2 separate regions of the Homo sapiens genome follow, and region 1 is linked to region 2. Evidence: chromatin loops called from intact Hi-C (ENCODE). Cell type or tissue: heart right ventricle. All regions are shown on one strand. Links, peaks and the distances in the headings refer to the core of each region. The heading gives the core; the rest is flanking DNA.

What was found. A loop is a pair of places that touch in the nucleus more often than their neighbours do. Peaks named below come from ENCODE experiments on the same cell type or tissue, not always from the same donor. Only the 100,000 strongest peaks of a DNase experiment are listed, where the experiment ranks them.
Region 1: a loop joins it to region 2, with 2.4 times the contacts of the local background. A loop is called at or near these places in 9 of 110 quality-filtered maps.

Annotation. Positions count from the first base shown.
Region 1 is chr20:17,684,765-17,690,140 of GRCh38, reverse strand. No RefSeq gene overlaps it. Among named protein-coding and RNA genes, the nearest start is that of RRBP1, 5.2 kb to the right of the region's middle. In heart right ventricle, for the core only: no CTCF peak of the experiment used is centred there; no DNase peak of the experiment used is centred there.
Region 2 is chr20:17,748,258-17,753,633 of GRCh38, reverse strand. No RefSeq gene overlaps it. Among named protein-coding and RNA genes, the nearest start is that of BANF2, 51 kb to the right of the region's middle. RefSeq lists enhancers at 505-1,210, 2,536-3,088. In heart right ventricle, for the core only: no CTCF peak of the experiment used is centred there; a DNase peak (open chromatin) is centred at 3,043; H3K27ac peaks cover 1,010 bases.

The sequences.
Region 1 (5,376 bases), core at 158-5,157, 64 kb after region 2:
CTGAGGATAATAATAATAATGGTTATAGTAACAATTATTACAAAGCACTTTACAAACAGAAAAGTGTCAGATAAATATCATTCACCTATTATTTTGGTTTTTCTTGTTTTCTCTGGGGACTCACCACCAGCCACTAAGTCAATCATTGTCATTTTTTGCAAAAACTCCTATCTGTAAGCTCACTTCTAACATTACGCACAGAACAAACCAAATATTCTTCTCCCAAGTTCTCTTTTACTACCACTTGCAGCCACAAAAATTGGCAACTTGGGTTCACACTTACATCTATTTCCTTTGTGTATATTTTATTTTTGTTTTGACAATTACTATAGTCTATAGAGATTTTTGTTGTGTAACAACATTGCTCTGGTTTTGAGTAAAACTATTGCAGAATTTTAATTGTCTGGGATATCACATAGGTCCTCTGATTTAAATTTTGCAAAAGTGCGTGATACATGTGCTGACTATGCAATGGAAGGCTCTCCATTCTGTTTTTTGCTTTTTGGTTTTTTTTAGACAGAGTCTCACTCTGTTACTCAGGCTGGAGTACAATGGTGCAATCTCAGATCACTGCAACCTCTACCTCCCAAGTTCAAGTTATTCTCCTGCCTCAGCCTCCTGAGTAGCTGAGATTACAGGCGCCCACCACAATGCCTAGCTAATTTTCTTTATTTTTAGTAGAGAGGGGGTTTCACCATGTTGGCCAGGCCGGTCTCGAGCTCCTAACCTCAGGTGATCCCCCCACCTTGGCCTCCCAAAGTGCTGGGATTACAGGCGTGAGTCACTGTGCCCAGCCTCTATTCTGTTTTAAAACTCTAAGTCAGTGTTTAAAGAAGCTCAAACGGTCCTACACTCATTTATTCATTTGTTCATTCATTAAATAAATATTTATGAGTTTTGGAGCAGACACTGTTGGCACCTTGCCCACATCCCCTCTGCCATTCCTGTGCATATCAACAGCCTGTGATTGCAAACACCAGCAACCTTCTTCCTAAGTGCTTTCTCTGAGGTGTGGGCTGGAAATACCAGAGAGCTAATGCCTCCAGGAGCAGCCTTCAACCAGTGATGAATAGGAATTGGTGAATAAGTACTCTGCTTCCTTGCTTCTCAGTTTGGAAGCAAGAGAGTTCCTCAATGGTATTACACGTCAGCTGTTCACAGTGGTAACTTGCTGTTGATGCACTGTTCACTGACTTCCTTACATTCCCTGTCTTACTTCCCCACTTCTCTACTGGTAATTCCTGGGATCACCTTCCAACTGCTTTCACTCCAACACTTTTTCTCAGGGTCTGCTTCTGGGGAGATCTAACCCAGGTAGGGAGAATTCTTACCAGGACAAAGGCATTGGACTAGGTGTTCATAATTAAACATTGGGTAGAGCCACTGACCCTAATGAATCCACAGTTCAGACAGGGAGATGATATGGGTGCAGAAATGCCAACATGAACATGCACATCTCATTTTTCTAACATTTAAAAATCCTGCTGGGTCTCTCTCTCTCTCTTTCCCATGCACTCAGGCATGCATGTGCACATGCACACACACACACACAGATACACACACACACACACTCCACTCTGATCCACATGACTATTGTATCTAGTGGTATGGTAGAGCCAGCCTGCTTATGACAGCTGATTGTTACATTTTTAGGAATTTTTCCAGCAGTTGGTTAAACATGGTCATTATTAAAAATTAAATTATATAAACTTAAAATGAAATAGATCATATTAAAAACAAAGGTAATAAATACTCAAAACCATCACTTCCTAATTAGTACATTGTACTACTATCTATACTCTTGGAATGATTTGTGTCTCTCATATTTTTATGGTAGAAATAGTAGACAGTGGTGTGCTACTGCAAATTTCTTCCCATCTTTGCCTTCAATGACTCCATAGCTTGAAATCAATTGGCTCTGATGGGAATATTTACACCACAGAAATTGGCAGATGCTGTAAATCAGGGAGTGCCCCCATCCCCATCTGCACCTGAGAGCCAGTTGTTAAATATTTACCAGCACATCATCCACCATGTCTTGCCTGGAATCTCGGAACAGTCTCCTAATTTGAGTCCTGAATCCTCCATTACACTGTCCAATCTATCCTGCACATTGCTGCTAAAGTGATCTTTGAAAATGCACATCAGATTGCATCATTCTTCTGCTTAAATCTCCCACCCAACCTCAGCTTCCCATGGTATCCTCAGGCCTCCGTGGTCTGGGACCTTCCTGCCTGCAGACCCCCTTCCTTTCTCTCCCTTCCATTTGCCCATGAGCTCCAGCCACACAACCTTCTTTCTGTTCCCTGAACCAGCTGCGAAGATCCTCCCTGACCCAGGATTTTTGCACTTACCCTTCCTTTTCCCAAGACAAGATCAGCTTCTTTTCGTCATTTAAGTCTCAGGTCAACCATCACCTCCTCAGAGAGGCTTTCTCTGTCCATCTTCTTCACATCCACTGCGCTCCCCCTCTCCAAATCCCCATCCCTCTCCATCACCTGAGCCCATTCTCATTTCCTTGTAGCCCATTGCACCACTTCAATTCTTCTTACTTATTTATTGGTTGCTTTGTCTACTATCTCTCTTCCCACTAGAATGTGAGCTCCGTGAGAGAAGACCCTTCCTTTGTTCGTGGCTCTCTCCCCAGCACCTAGAACAGTGACTGACACTTAGTGGGTCCTCAGCTGGATTCATCTGTCGGATGAATGGATGTACATTCCTTCTACCTTCTCCACTCCCATTCATTTCTTAGCCCTCCACGATCTGGTGGTGTCCTTACCAAATACCCCTCCTCTAAAGCTGTTTCCCCAAGGTCCCTGGTGACTCCTGAGTTGCCATGTGCCCCGGTCTTCATCTTGCTGGATTTTTAGGCTACATTTAACAGTGCTTACCATCCCCAATTCTTGAAACTCTCTTCCCTTGCTGAGGCCATCCTCACCTGATTTACCTTTTCCATCTCTCCTTCTTGGACTCAGTAGTTGATTGCATCACTGGTGCCATTGCTTTACCCTTCCCTGTATTTCCCCGCCCCTTGAATCTGGGCTCACCTATCCAATACACCTTGTATATGTATTTCTGCTTATTTTCTTTTCCTTCAACCATCACCGTGAGAAGGGAATGCCCCTTATAGCTTGCTGATCACAGGAAGAGGGGGTGAGCCAGGTGCAGCAGAGCTTGTAAGGTGCCCCAGCCAAGCCCAGGCTGGAGGTGAGCTCTCAGGCCACCCAGAGACCTATGAGTGAGCCAACCAAGATCAGCCAAGCCTCAGCTGACCCACAGATGTGTGAGCTCTGATAAGAAACCATACTTGTTTTAAGCCACTGAGTTTGGGAGTGGTTTGTTACATAGCAAAAGCTGATTGATACATACTCTTTTGTGGGTTTTTTCCTTTCTCTGTTCAGGACTCAAGCATTTTCTCCTGTTCCCATCCACATGCAACTCCCACCCTATCCACTGGTTATAGTCATTGCTGTCCTTGGGTCTGAACCTCCAAGGGTATGCTTAGGTTTCCTAATTGCATCACTGACCCTGACAACAACCCCTGAGCCTCAGACCTACGGAAACATTGTCTCCACCTGGACTTGCCTTAGGCTCCTGAAATCCAACATGTCAAAATACAATACAACATTTCCCCCAGCTTCTGTCCCCAATCTGTTCATTCTTTTGTGTGCCTTGCCCCAGCAGTGACACCACCATGCTCCCTATCACTCAGGCCAGAAACAGGGCTCATGGGTAACCCCTCTCTCCTTCACTCCTGCTGGTCTCTAAGCCTCACTTGCTACTACTTCATGTCCTAATACCCCTCCTGAAGGACCTTGCACCTCCTACCCCTGCCACTGCCCCATTCCAGCCCTTGTCACCTCTCACCTGAGCTATTGTGGGTCTTATAACCCTGTGGGCCCCAAACCTAGCATCCACCCAAAATATAGAACGTCAAAGGAGTCATCACAGCTGTCATCAATCACAAACCCTTCCTTGAGTTGCTACTCTCAAAGGATTAGGCTCAAATCTTGCCCCTTCTATAGGCACAGCACACCTTCCACGACCTGGCGCTGAATGCAAGAGTTATTGCCATGAGCCTTGGGGACCAATGTAACTCCTCCGACGAGCCCTGTGACATGGGCAGGTTCCTTGCTCTCTCTGTGCCTCGGTTTCCTCATCTCTAAAATGGAAATAATAACTCTACCTCCCTTATAGGGTTGTACTGAGGGTTAAATAACTTTACGTATTTGTAGCGTGTCTCAAATGGTACCTGGCACAAGAAACCTAAACATGTTCTCTATTATCACAGTGGCTTTTATTTTCACATGATATTTTATTGTACTTGTCATTTATCATCCTTTCATAGTTGTTTGACAAAGCAAAATCTCTTTTTAAACTGTGAGATATAATATATTCCCATCTTCCTGTCTAGTCTTTCGGATAATATTTGCAATTTATTGTCATGAGTTAATGGACCATATTAGGTAATTATTCTTGTATGTTTAATTTTTTTCTAATAATAATGCTTTGTTTTTAATACACAACTAAAACCAAATACATCCTTTTTTTGAGTCAGGTTGATTGAAGCATAATTTGCTTCCAAGCCAAATGTACTCTTTTTAAGAGTGTACAATCCTATGAGTTTTACCACAGCCATCACTATAATCAAGATATGAAACATCTGCACCACCCCAGGGAAGTTCCCTGTTTCCCTTATGATCACCTGTGTAGAACCAGCTCTTCCCAGCCTCTCCCTCGCCCTTCAGGCTTTGCCAACAACTGAGTTGTTCAACAGATAAACTGAGATGATGTGATCTCAGATCATCCTCTCCCTCCACCTCCCCCTCTCCTCCTTCTCTTTCTCTGTCTTCTTCTTCTTCCCCTTCCCCTTCCCCTTCCCCTTCTCCTTCTCCTTCTCCTTCTTCTTCTTCTTCTTCTTTCTTCCAACCTGGAACTCTTGGGCTCAAGCAGTCCTGGGGCTAGCTGGAGCTGCATGGGCACACCACCACACCTGGCTAACATCATGCCTTACTTTGCCCATGCTATTCCTCGCCAGTGTGCCCTTTTTGGCCTGGCTACCTCCCACTTCTTCACACCTCTGCTGTCAGCCTCTGCTCCCCTCAGGGTGGGGTAACTCCCCCGGCTGGGGGCTCCCAGACTGCTGACTTTGTGTTGAAATGACCTGTTCCCATCTGAGAGCCCCAGCCTGGAGGCTGGACTGTGGGATGGGCTTTCTCGTGCTGCTGGAGGGCTGCATGATTTAGCAGAAGACTTGAGCCTGGGGGGATGCCTCTCACTCCCACCACAGGCAACCCTTGTCCATCTAGTCCTAGGGATGGATCTGGTTTTTCCCAGATACGCCTTGGGAGAGCTGACGAGGCTGCAGGGGGTTAA
Region 2 (5,376 bases), core at 64-5,063:
TTGTCCTCTTCCAACTAGAAGTAGTGTGTGGCATGAGCTATGGAGGTGGGAAGATGGTCGGTACATTCTGGAGTTGGTGTGGACAGGACTAATGTTGAACAGGACATGGGTGGGACAGGAGGGGAGACTACAACTTTAGGGTTGACAAACATAATCACTTCTGCGCTGAGCTATTGGTAATTTCCCAAAAAGGGGCTGTCACTTGTCACCCCTTCATCCTCCATGGCCTGCCTGGGATATTAGGACAGTGCCTTGAGACCTTCCTGGGGAGGCAGCACCCTCACCATCACACAGACTTTTTGGAACAGGGGCCAAGCTTCTCTCCATGGGCACCCCAGATTCTTGAGGTTGAGGGAGAGATACGTAGTGTGAGAGACTATTTCTGGGGATTCTGAGTGCCTGCATGAACAGAGTACTCCATGGTCCCTCCCCAGTCCCCAGCCCCTGGAGAGGCACTGCATTCTGCAGCCCAAGTGTCTGCAAATCCTGGCAAAGGGAACTTCAACAGACCTCAGAATTGTCCTTTTTTTGTAAGTCTCTGAAAGCCCCTGGATGATTGGAATTTTTGAAGCAAGCTTACATGGTACAGGACTGATGTATTAGTAGTGATATCAGACCTTCTGCTCCCAGGTGAGTGGACCCATTGGGCACTTACTGGCATAGTGCTGCCCCGATTCCAGGTACTGGGGCTATCTTCACAGCCCCATTACAAACCCAACATTGTAAGTAAGTACCCCCATTTTTCTAAGAGATGGCTTAAGTATTTTTTTCTATGTCTTTTCTCATTCCCCTGGTTCCCCACTTCCTACTTAGCCGTTTAGAAATGCAAATATATCCTTTTTCCTCCCCTTCACCAGACTCCCTACAGGGCAAATTCATCTACATGCTCCAAGACAGAACTCTTGAGAGTTAACAGTCAATTTACAAACCAAAGCATGCCCCTTAAGAAACTCTCACCCTCCAGGAGGTTGCCTCAAAAGAGAACAGCCTGCCCATTAGGGCACCAGCAGTGACCAGCTCAACCACCTGGTACCACCACCAGCTCAACCACCTAGACACCAAGCTAACACTCGGACCCCTCACCTTGCCTGCTTCCTCCTCTGCCTTTAAAACAAATTTTTTTTTTTTTTTTTTTTTTGGCAGACAGGTTCTCACTCTGTCACCCAGGCTGGAGTGCCCTGGTGCGATCTCCACTTACTGCAATCTCCACCTCCTAGGCTCAAGCAATCTTGCAACCTCAACCTCGCAAATAGCTGGGACTACAAGTGCACACCACCGCACTCGGCTAATTTTTTGTATTTTTTGTAGAGATGGGGTTTCATGATGTTGCCCAGGCTGGTCTCAAACTCCTGAGCTCAAGCAATCCGCCTGCCTCAGCATTCCAAAGCTCTGGGATTACAGGTGTGAGCCACCATGCCCAGCCCCTCCCCTGCCTTTTAAAAGTGCCCACTTTCTGTTCCAAAAATGAAGTGATACATTCAAAGGCAAGGTGGACACCAGTGCTTCTTCCCGTAAGCTAGCTTTGAAAATAAATCAATTTCTTTATAGCGGACCTCGCTCTTATTCAATGGACTCTGCAGGCAGCAAGCGACTGTCCCACCAGCCTTTTAGTTACAATGCGGATGTCCCTTTCCGTCTTTTACAGCCACACGTTAAGATTTTTAACAATGAAGACCATATTTCTAAATGCAAATTAAAACTGAAAAATGTGGGTATGGTGGCACACACCTATAATCCCGGCTGCTCCGGAGGCTGAGGCGGAAGGATCACTTGAGCCCAGGAGTTTGAAGCTGCAGTGAGCCATGATTGCATCACTGAGCCTGGGGTCACAGAGCAAGACTCTGCCTCTAAAAAAATTAAAATTTAACTTTAAAAATCCTGAAAAATTTAATGCTACTACACCTCCCCCAGAATTGATAAGACTAAAAAGACTGACCCACCCAGTGTCGATAAGGATTTGGGGCAAGCAGACTTCCCGTACATGGCTGGCAGGAGTATAAATTGGTCCAACCATGTTGGGCATCTGTTTGGCAGTGTCCAATGAAATTAACATACATATGCTTTGTTACTCAGCAATCCCACTTTGAAGTACACCCAAGAGAAACGAGAGCATGTGTTTACCAAAAGACACGTACAAGAATATGCTTAGCAGCACTATCTGTCATAGCCAATGAGTAGTCTATTCATACAATGGAATACTATACAGCCACGAGAAAGAATGAATTATTACTGCACACAATATCATGGATGAATCACACCAACATAACATGGAAAGGAGCCAGACACAGAACTGCACATATTTTACACATCCATTTATATAAAGTTCATAAATAGACTAAACGCTCTCTGCTGCTAGATGTCAGCTGTGGGAAAGTGGACCCGTCTGAGACGGGGCCCGAGGGGCCTGCCAGTAATGTCCTGTTCTTTACCTGGGTGGTAGTTAAGTGGCTGTGGTCACTTCTGAAAATTCATCACACTGTTCGCCAATAATTTGTGCATCTTTCTGTGGGTATTACACTTCAACAGAGTTTTGTAAGAGACCATATTCCATAACTCAGTCACTCAAATGGATCTTCAGAAGACTTGTTGAGAATGGATCAAATGGGTCGTCACCATGTTGAGAATAGTATAGAGAACCACTTGGGGCTCTAGTGGCCATTCCAAAGGAGGAATTCCAGAATGTTCTGAGCCAGGAGTGGGTAACCTCAGTAGTGGCTGGGCCCCCAGGGGCCTGGGTGGACAACATCCTTATGGGGAGTGAGAGAGAAGCCCTTTGGTCTAAGGAGGGGCCTGCTTGCCTGTGGGTGACCCCGAGCAGCTCTGATTTTGCTTCCTTTGCTGAGGGCCCAACCCTGAGGCCATTAATTATGGGGCATTGTTTGTCCATTGACTTATGGACACTTTAAAAACATAACTGTATTAGGTTTGGGAATTTTGATCCTGTGCCTGCCCTGGAAGCCTAAGGAGACTGGCCGGAAGTGTTACACAATGGGGAGGTTCCCGAGAGGTCCCCGCGGCTTTGCCGGACTCAGCCAGCCAAGGGATTTCCCTGCTTCCCGTGGGTTCTTCCTCTCCCGCCCCATCGCTTGGGTCACATTGTGGCTGTTCAGGAAACTGCCTGCTTTCAGGAGCACCAGGGGGCTGCCGTCCTTGTTTGGGCATGAGAGTTTGATCCCTGGCAGGTCCTGGTGAGGTCACAGCACCTGAGTCTGTCCCATGGGCAGTCAGGGTCTGGAAGTTGGGTGGGCCACTGGGGGTCCCTGGAGGGCTCCACCCTGTGTGAGCCCTGGGAAGCTTTGCACGCCTCCCAGAAACAAACCTTTGCTCACCCCAGTCACGAGCGAATTTTTCTCTCAGGGTCAACCTCTTCCAGGTTTCACCACAAGGCAGAACAAACAACCCTTGAGGCAGTTGTCTTTCTAGTTTGCTCCAGAGCTGAGTCAAGAAGGAACAGCTGACGGGGACTTAGTAGAACACCAGAGCTCCCACTGATGGCCGGGGAAGAGGGTCGGATGGCTGGGCAGTAGAGGCCCCCAGCTCTCAGTGCTGGCCATTGGCTTGATTCAACACTTACTTATTGCATGCCTACTCATACTAGGCACAGGGCCAGGCCCTAGTGATTAATTTGAATGGGTTGACATAATAAAATAAGTACATTTTAAAATTATATTAGAAGATGATAAGGGCTACTGTGAAGAAAAAACATTTTATAAAGCTGGTAGAGGAGATAGGGGCGGTGTTTTTAATGAGAGGGCCTCCTGCGAAAGTGTAAGCAGAGTCTTAAAGGGTGAGTGAGCTGGGTGGAGGCTGGGGAAGGCTGCTCCAGGCACAGGAGGAGCCGTGCAGAGGCTGGGAGGCCTCTCTGCCAACAAGCGGCTCTGGTGTGTTTAAGGACCAACAAGGGGCCGGTATGGCCAGGGTGGAGAGGAGATGAGAGAAGGAATAGGTCCAGATTGTGCAGGGTCTTCCAGACCATCTTAAGAAATTTGGTTTTACTCTGAGATGGGGTAGGATGTCATCAGACTAACATGAAGCCAGTCCCCAGGTTGGTGACTAGAAAAACCAGCTGCAGTAAGAATCAAAAGTCTTAAAAATGTTTCTGCCTTCTTATTCAGTTAAATGCATTCTTAGGCATCTTCCTTAAAAGAAGAATGGAAAATATTGCAAAGATTTCTGTTTTAGAATTCACTCATTCATTTTTTAAAAAATACGTATATAGCTGCTCATAAAAGCTTTGATTGTAATGGTGAAAAAACTGAAAGCCAAAAAGTCAAAAAGAGAAGGCACAAATCAACACATTATTGGACACAAATTTGATGGATTGTTATACACATAGCCGTTAAAAACCATTTTTCAGGCTGGGTGAGGTGGCTCACGCCTGTAATCCCAGTACTTTGGGAGGCCAAGGTGGGCAGAACATCTGAGGTCAGGAGTTCGAGACCAGCCTGGCCAACATGGTGAAACCCCGTCTATACTAAAAATACAAAAATAAGCCTGGTGTGGTGGTGTGCGCCTGAAGTCCCAGCTACTCGGGAAGCTGGGGCAGGAGAATCACTTGAACCTGGGAGGCAGAAGTTGCAGTGAGCCGAGATAGGGCCACTGCACTCCAGCCTGGGCGACAGAGCGAGACTCCATCTTAAAAAAAAAAAAAAAAAAAAAAAAAACAGCCATTTTTCCAAAAAGATTTAATGATGAGGGAAAATGTTTAAAGCATACAAATGAAAGAAACAGGATAACTTATGTTTGATAAGATCATTTTTAAAATTTTAAAATTTTATTTATTTATTAAATTATTTTTTTGAGACGTCTCTCTGTCCCCCAGGCTGGAGTGCAGTGGCGTGATCTTGGCTCACTGCATCATCTGCCTCCTGGGTTCAAGCGATTCTTCTGCCTCAGCCTCCTAAGTAGCTCGAATTACAGGCATGCGCCACCATGCCCAGCTAAATTTTTTTGCATTTTTTAGTAGAGACAGGATTTCACCATGTTAGCCAGGCTGGTCTCGAACTCCTAGCTTCAGGTGATCTGCCCGCCTTGGCCTCCCAAGTGTTGAGATTACAGGCATGAGCCACTGCGCCCAGCCTCTCAATTTGCTTTTGAAAATATACAGCATACATGTGACATTGATTTGCCTTGAAAACATGATGCTAAGTGAAAGAAGCCAGTCACAAAAGACTACACAGCATGTGATTCTATTTACATGAAAGGTCCAGAACAGGCAAATCCATAGAAACACAAAGTCCATTTGTGATCGCCAGGGGCTGGGTTGGGCTGGGGGAGGGGAGCAACTGCTAGGGGGATACCTTTTTGGGGTGATGAAAATATTCTAAAATCAAATAGTGGCGAGAGTTGTATCAACTCTGTGAATATACTGAAAAC